Regions from separate parts of the Homo sapiens genome. Here region 2 is linked to region 1. Evidence: chromatin contacts called from ENCODE Hi-C data. All regions are on one chromosome and are shown on one strand. The core of a region is the stretch at or near the end of the contact, and the rest is flanking DNA. Distances in the headings are between cores, read along the strand shown.

Region 1 (3,622 bases), core at 204-2,703:
ACGAGCAAAAATGGAAATTTTGGTTGCAAGTGTTTACTTTCTTTTTGTAGGAACACTGTTGTATAAGATTTTTAAAAGTACAAATTACTGGAAGCCCACAGATGCTTCTGTAAGATGCCAGAGAAATTAATTTTGGTAAAGATCTAGGATGTTTTCAATTTATCGAACTGTACATATATAGCAATTTAACTTATCTTGGTACTTGGTATGATTTTTCTTTTAACCAATGTCTTGAATTTTGTTCTTGTGTGGATTTCATTTGAGTGTGAATCTATAAAATTGACCTAGATTCCTTCTCGGCAGTAGAATTGATCTCCTTTTTTTTCCCGATTTGCCTTGTAAAATGCATCTGTGAACTTGCCTGATAAAGTTGAAAAGAGAACTTCTTCAAAGATCAAAATTATTTGCTAAATGTGTTTCTATACTTGGAACATCAGTGAAATATACACCTAAATATGGGGTGAAAGTAAGAGAAACTTCTTGACTACAACATTGCTTTAATCTTGGGGACTTTACGTTCCTTAGAAAATCCCAACATCCCGAGGGCAACCTCACAATGGATATGATCACTACATAAGTATCCAGGAAAATAAAAACAGCTTGAGTTTTTGAGGAACTCTCTTTTTAAAACTCTTGAAGTACCGTGTATTGTGCTCTGAAGGGTGATGCTGAGTACTTGGCATTAGCTTTTCTTAGGGATTTGTTCACATGGTCCCCTTCAGAAGAATGACTTGGCAAACAAACTTTGCTGTCACTGGGAGTCTTTTAACACCACCTCAGTAAACCGCAGCCAGGGGGCTCGCTTTCCCCATTGCCTCACTGGGGAAAATTAAGGTCTTAGAGAGAAGCATTAATATCTGGGAGAGGTTGGTTAATGGGTACAAAAATACAATTAGAAAGAGTAAGTTGTAGTATTTAATCGTAGAGAAATTGTAGTTGAAATAATCTATTGTATATTTCAAAAGAGCTAGAAGAGAATTGTAATGTCCCCAACACAAAGAAAAGATAAATGTTTGAAGTGATGAATATCTCAATTACCCTGACTTGATCATTACACACTGTGTACAGGTATCAATATATCACATGTACTCCCCAAATAGGTACAACTATCATAAAGTAGTTATATAATACAACTACAATAAAGATAATACAATAATGTCTGTTCCCTGGGATCAAGCTTACTAGGAGAAGAGGGCCTGGAGGCAGGGAACCTAAGGACTTCCCAGAACTAAATCAAGTGGAAATGCTTCAGCTATGACAGGAAATATCCTCTTCATTTACATAGGGCGTGCACCAAGTAAATGACTTTGTAACTTTACTTCATCCTCTTCATTTACATAGGGCGTACACCAAGTAACCAATGGAAACCTCTAGAGAGTATTTAAACCCCAGAAAATTCTGTAACTGGGCTCTTGAGCCCCTATACTCAGGCCCGCTCCCACACCGTGGAGTGTACTTTCAACACATCTCTCTGTTTGTTGCTTCATTCTTTCCTTGCTTTGTGTGTTTTGTCCAATTCTTGGGAACCTGGACACCCTCCACCAGTAACACTGTGGCCCTTGGGGAACGAGTCATTAAAATTTTAACGACAAGTGCAGCTCTTCGAAGGATATTCCAGTCAAAGGAAGAGCATCAAAGAAGAGGTTTTTTGCTTGGGTTACTGGCAATCAAAGAATGTGTCACTAACACCTGGACGGGGTTTTGAAGTACTAGCAGGAGTTCCTCAGGTTCACAGAGGAGTGCTATGAGGGAGGACAGCCAAGGTATGTGGAGCAGGTGCGGAGAGGGGGGGGCACATGGAGCAGAGGGCCTTGGTGCCTCTCCAGGGCCCTTTTCCGGATCTGTGAACCAACCTTAACTCTCTTGCAGGAGATGGAAGGGCCTGGATGTTTAGGTTACCCTCGCCTCCCACAAGAGTTGCCCATGGTTCAAAAGCCAATTGTCTCCGTCGCTAAGGGTGGGACAGAATCCAAGGCACAACCTATACTCTAGGGGCCCCTTGGGTTGAAGCTGAGTCCGTGACCACCCCTGAAAATGCACTGTTGCTGGCTTCTCCTCCTCCCTACTTGGCTTTGCCCACCTCTTTCTGTCCCTGCGGGAGAACATCCTCAGGAAATCCCCGGGGCCTGGGTCCTTGCTCAGGGCCTCCTGGGAGAACCCAGCCTCAGAGGATGCGTTTCAGGACAGGAACTCCCAGAAGGACCATGGGAGTTGTGTGTTTGGAAATTGTAAATATAAGATCAAACGAATGGATACGGCCGGTGAAAATACTTTGTAAACTACAAGTGCTTTACCCTATTAGCAGTAATTGTTTTCCATTTACAACTGTCTTTCCCAACAGGCCTTGGGAATACTTTATTGGGTCAGTTCATCCTCCTCCTACCGCTGTTGCCAGCGCCCTTTATAACATTCTGTGTGATGAGTGCACCTGCTACCTGGGGAGGTGGGTGGGGCGAATGAAAGTCGATTACTTAAATCTGGATGACAAATGCCCTGCCTTTACTCCCCTGGATTCAAAGCTTTTATTTGGCCCAATGGAGCTTTCCTGGGGCTTCATCTCTTAGCACATTGCTTACTATCGCAGAGCTATTTGTTTTATAAACTCAACTCCTTAAACCCAATGAAAAACAATGGCTTCAAAGCAGCTTTTTCCATTCTGTGAACACAGGAAAAAAAATAGCAGTAAATCAGAAACTTCTCATCTGAGACAGTTATTTTATCTTTTTGGCACTGGCCCTTAGAGAACAGGAGGTAGAATCCACCCGAGCCCCTCGTCTCTCTGTGGAGTCTTCCACAACGTGCATAACATCCCAGCCGCTGTGGAACGTGGCCGAGGCCAGCCCCAGCTTGATTTAATGCTCTCCGTAGCTGAGTTTCTTTGCCCCAGGCTCAATAAGCTGTAAAGAATAGATCCTCTGACAAATTGACAGCTTTTGCTTCAGAGATGTAAAGCCAATGGGAAAACCTACAACAGGGCAATTCTCTTTTTATTCAATTCATTTGGAGAAATAATCATCAGAATAATGATCTATTTTAGGGAAAGGTGGATGGAAACTTAGGCTATTTGTAGAATTTTCTCCTAGGTTTAAAATAACATTATCCTAAACTCTTCCTTTCCTTCCTTCCTCCCTCCCCTCCTTCCTTCCTCTCTACCTTGAACTTGACTACAGCCTTATACTTTGTGTGAGGTTCAGTGTGAATTCAGAAGAGAACTTATAAAACATCTATAAAATTAAAAGAAATCAATTGGCACTGCAGCCCTATAAACTCTTCTTCCATAAAAGCCATTCTGTGCCACTTCTCATCTCCTGGGAGGCAAGAGTGGTAAAGGCTCACACTTCCAGGGGAGGGCAAGTTCAATGGCAAGCTATCTGACTTTGGGCGACTATAATCCTATGAATCTCAGTTTGCTGAGGTGCAAAAAGGTGATAATTATGCCTCCTGTGCTGGGTAATAGAAAGCAAACAGATAATGCCCTTTCATGGAAACTAGCACATACTAAGAGTTAATCAAAGATAGGCATTATTATCATTCTTGCTACACAAACTTGGATAAACAAAGCAAGGGCTGGGAACAGGAAAGGAAAGAGAAAGCTTAAGGAAAAATTAGATTTTTTTTTTAA
Region 2 (3,152 bases), core at 132-2,631, 2.6 Mb after region 1:
CCACCATGATTGTGAGGCCTCATTAGCCATGTGAAACTGTAAGTCCAATTAAACCTCTTTCTCTTGTAAATTGCCCAGTCTCAGGTACGTCCTTATCGGCAGCATGAAAACAGACTAATACAAATAATATCAGAGGAGCCCCCGATTTAAAACCTCAACATATCTTGTCAGCTTCCCAATAACCAAGGCAGAATATGTTGATCTTTTTCAAGGGGTAATTCCAAAAAGTTCAGAGACTTAGCACAGGGAAGCTCCACTGGGAACCATCTCAATCCCTTTGGAGGAACAAAACTAGGCTGCAAACCTCAACCAAAGGAAAAAATCCCGTGAGACAACCTTTTATTTTTTTCAGACCTTCAGTTTCCTAAAATTTTATAGATTTTAATTCAGTGTGGACATAAAACATTGATATCAAATTTAATTTCTTGGAAAATAAAAGTTTGCTTTCATTTCTTTTTTTCCCTGGTATATTGCTACACAAGTCAAAGTTAAAGATGCTATAGAAAACCTAGGCAGCAATTTTATTACAGCTGGCTTTTGAAAGTTCACAGAAGGCTGCAATCATAAATGTCATTTTCATTAGAATAATGTGAAAGGTTACATGCCGCACAGAATAAGACAAGGCTCAGCCGTGGTTTACCATCTTTGAGTTTCCTGGTGTACAAATGATCCCTCGGGCATTACAGCCACAACACCTCACAGGCAAACCAAAGTGAATACATATAAAATAAAACTCTACTGGAAAGAATGCATGAGGTCCTGGCAGTGAAAATTCTATAGAAGTTAAACATTTTCTCATTTAACATACCCCCTCAAAAAAAAAAAAAAAAAAAAAAAAAACTTACCCAATGCTCAGCATTATCCCCGGGAATGCACTTCTAAATCTGCACTGTTTGGAGCTAAATGATAAAGGAACAGCAAGAGCTCTCTTTCAGAACACATAAGCTTATTTAAGACCACAGAAAAGACCATCTCCGGAAGGAAAAGGAAGTGTGTGTGTGTGTGTGTGTGTGTGTGTGTGTATGCATGTGCACACGTGCACACACACATGCATAGTCAGGTGTGTCTTGTGCATTTATGAGTATTCCTGAACAATTTTAACTTCTAAAATGTCACAAGAGTTTGGCTTCTTGTTTATCATTTAAAAAAACCAACTAGATACATTGATCCAGGATGCCAGGATGAAATTTAACTTTCCATGGCACTACCAAAGTAAGTGGACAATGCTGCGGGCTGCTGGTCACCAGTATCTGCATGCCCCCTCTTCATCTTCACTTGGGTCTCTGCTCAAATCCATCACCTCCTCAGAAGCTCACCTACGACTCTCTGATGAGGGAACACACACTCCCCCTGGCCAGGTTAATTTGATGAGTCAACCTGGCTCGGCTACAGTGCCCAATTGTTTGGTCAAATACTAATGACGATGTTGGTGGGAATGTATCCTGTAGATGTGATTAACATCTATAGAGGACTTTAGATAAAGATTACCCTTGATAATGTGTGTGGGACTTATGAAATCAGTTGAAGTTCTTAAGAGCAAAAACTGAGGTTTTCCCAAGAAGGAATTTTGCCTCAAGACTGCAACATAGAAGTAGTGCATTACATCAGCACCATGTGGGAAAGAAAAAAAAATAAAAAGGAGTAGTAGTACTTAGGTTTCCAACCCACCTAGTCTACCCTACAGATCATGGACTTGGCAGCCCGCACAATAACAACCACATGAATCACTTCCTTACAATGTCCGTCTCTCCCTCTCTCCTTCTCTCGAAATACATATATACTTTACTGGTGCTGTTTCTCTGGGGAATACTGACTGATACAGCCTGCTATTCTGTAAGTTTTCCATCTGACCACAGATCTGTCTGTAAGGCAAGGTCACTATATTGAATTGACCTAATCCAATTTGGCCCATCAAGAATGGTCAGATACATTTGATAAATATCACTTGTCTCCAGCAATTAAAGTTACATGGAAGTTTTAAGCCTTCTCTTCTACTACCTGGTTACCAGGGAGTTGTTACAATGAAAATGTGTTTTAGATGAAATAAATATTTTTAAAGCAAACTTTAAACAAAATAAACAGATTTTAGCCTACGTATAGACATACATTCTATTGGTTCTGTTTTTCTGCAGAAGTCTTACTGATACATCCCCTTTCTCTAATTCATCATTCTTCCTAACAATTGTCAGCACCAGCTAAAATACATATGTGGATGTTTATATTTTACTGGTACCTAGGACAGTGTCTGGGACCTAGAAGTCATCCAACTTATACCCATTTATGGGATGCATGGATGAGATGCTGACTTTCCCCAGTCACTGAAATGCTTTACATGAATTAATTCATTCAACCCTTCCTTCCAGCTAGCTCCTTATGAGGCTGATGTCACGTTTTGCTTCCATTTTTCAGGTGCTGAAACTTGGTTGTAGCGAGGTAGAGGGACCCCCCCCAAAAGTCACATAGCTAGCACAGGCGAAGGTGGCCATTAAACCAGGAAGCTGGTCCCCGGAGCCCACGCTCTCAAACACCACATTCTAAATCCCCTTGTGGGAGTTTTCAGCTTCAACAGGATATTGTTTAGAGAGACAATCTTTTTTTTTTAAGTTAAAACCACTAATCACATGTATTAATAAGGTTAAAATATTCTGTTAATTCTGTGATCTTGGGAATCTCACATGATTTGGAGGCACTCTGTTAGACTAGAAATGAGAAATTTTTAATTTAAAGGTGAAAAGAGGAAAAGGGAGTTGAAAAAAAGGAACATTCAATATCATCAGATGTTAAATAGACTTCAGTAAAAATAGTTTCCAAAAAATTAAAATAGAGCAAATTGGCTCACTGCAAAGATTCTAAAAGTAAACAGAGCTGAAAGATCATGGGAGATGTTTGAAAATGAAATATTTCTATCTTCACAAATTATCCTAGTGAGGAAGAAACCAATAAATAAGGTAGCAAAATCTAACAAGAAGGAGGCAGAGGCACAGGGTGATTCTCTAGCAAGCCCCAGAATATGATGCACGATAGAAATAGCGGCCACAATTAAACATTTTCCCTCTGGCCACACCTTCCACCGGGTCGCAGCTTCTGGTTCTGAGTCTCCAAGCCTGCTTAAAAACTGACCCAGAGTTTCTGGAACTCTGTCCCCACCTAGA

What was found. Hi-C counts contacts between places; a loop is a spot of excess contacts on that map. Pooled maps may share reads with other maps.
Region 2: a map with no recorded cell type shows a loop between it and region 1 (11-fold over the local background). The contact joins two enhancer-like sites. A Hi-C loop is called at or near these places in 1 of 168 maps with a recorded cell type or tissue (endothelial cell of umbilical vein), 3 of 37 single-sample maps with no recorded cell type and 6 of 50 pooled maps.

The regions. Positions count from the first base shown.
Region 1 is chr5:10,866,343-10,869,964 of GRCh38, forward strand. No RefSeq gene overlaps it. Among named protein-coding and RNA genes, the nearest start is that of CTD-2154B17.1, 81 kb to the left of the region's middle. Within about 2 kb of position 1,454, at least 2 of the 41 ENCODE cell types and tissues checked have a DNase peak (open chromatin) inside an H3K27ac peak, as active enhancers do.
Region 2 is chr5:13,475,915-13,479,066 of GRCh38, forward strand. The region is part of intron 4 of LOC105374660 (a long non-coding RNA gene); the gene reads right to left. Among named protein-coding and RNA genes, the nearest start is that of DNAH5-AS1, 380 kb to the right of the region's middle. Within about 2 kb of position 1,382, at least 2 of the 41 ENCODE cell types and tissues checked have a DNase peak (open chromatin) inside an H3K27ac peak, as active enhancers do.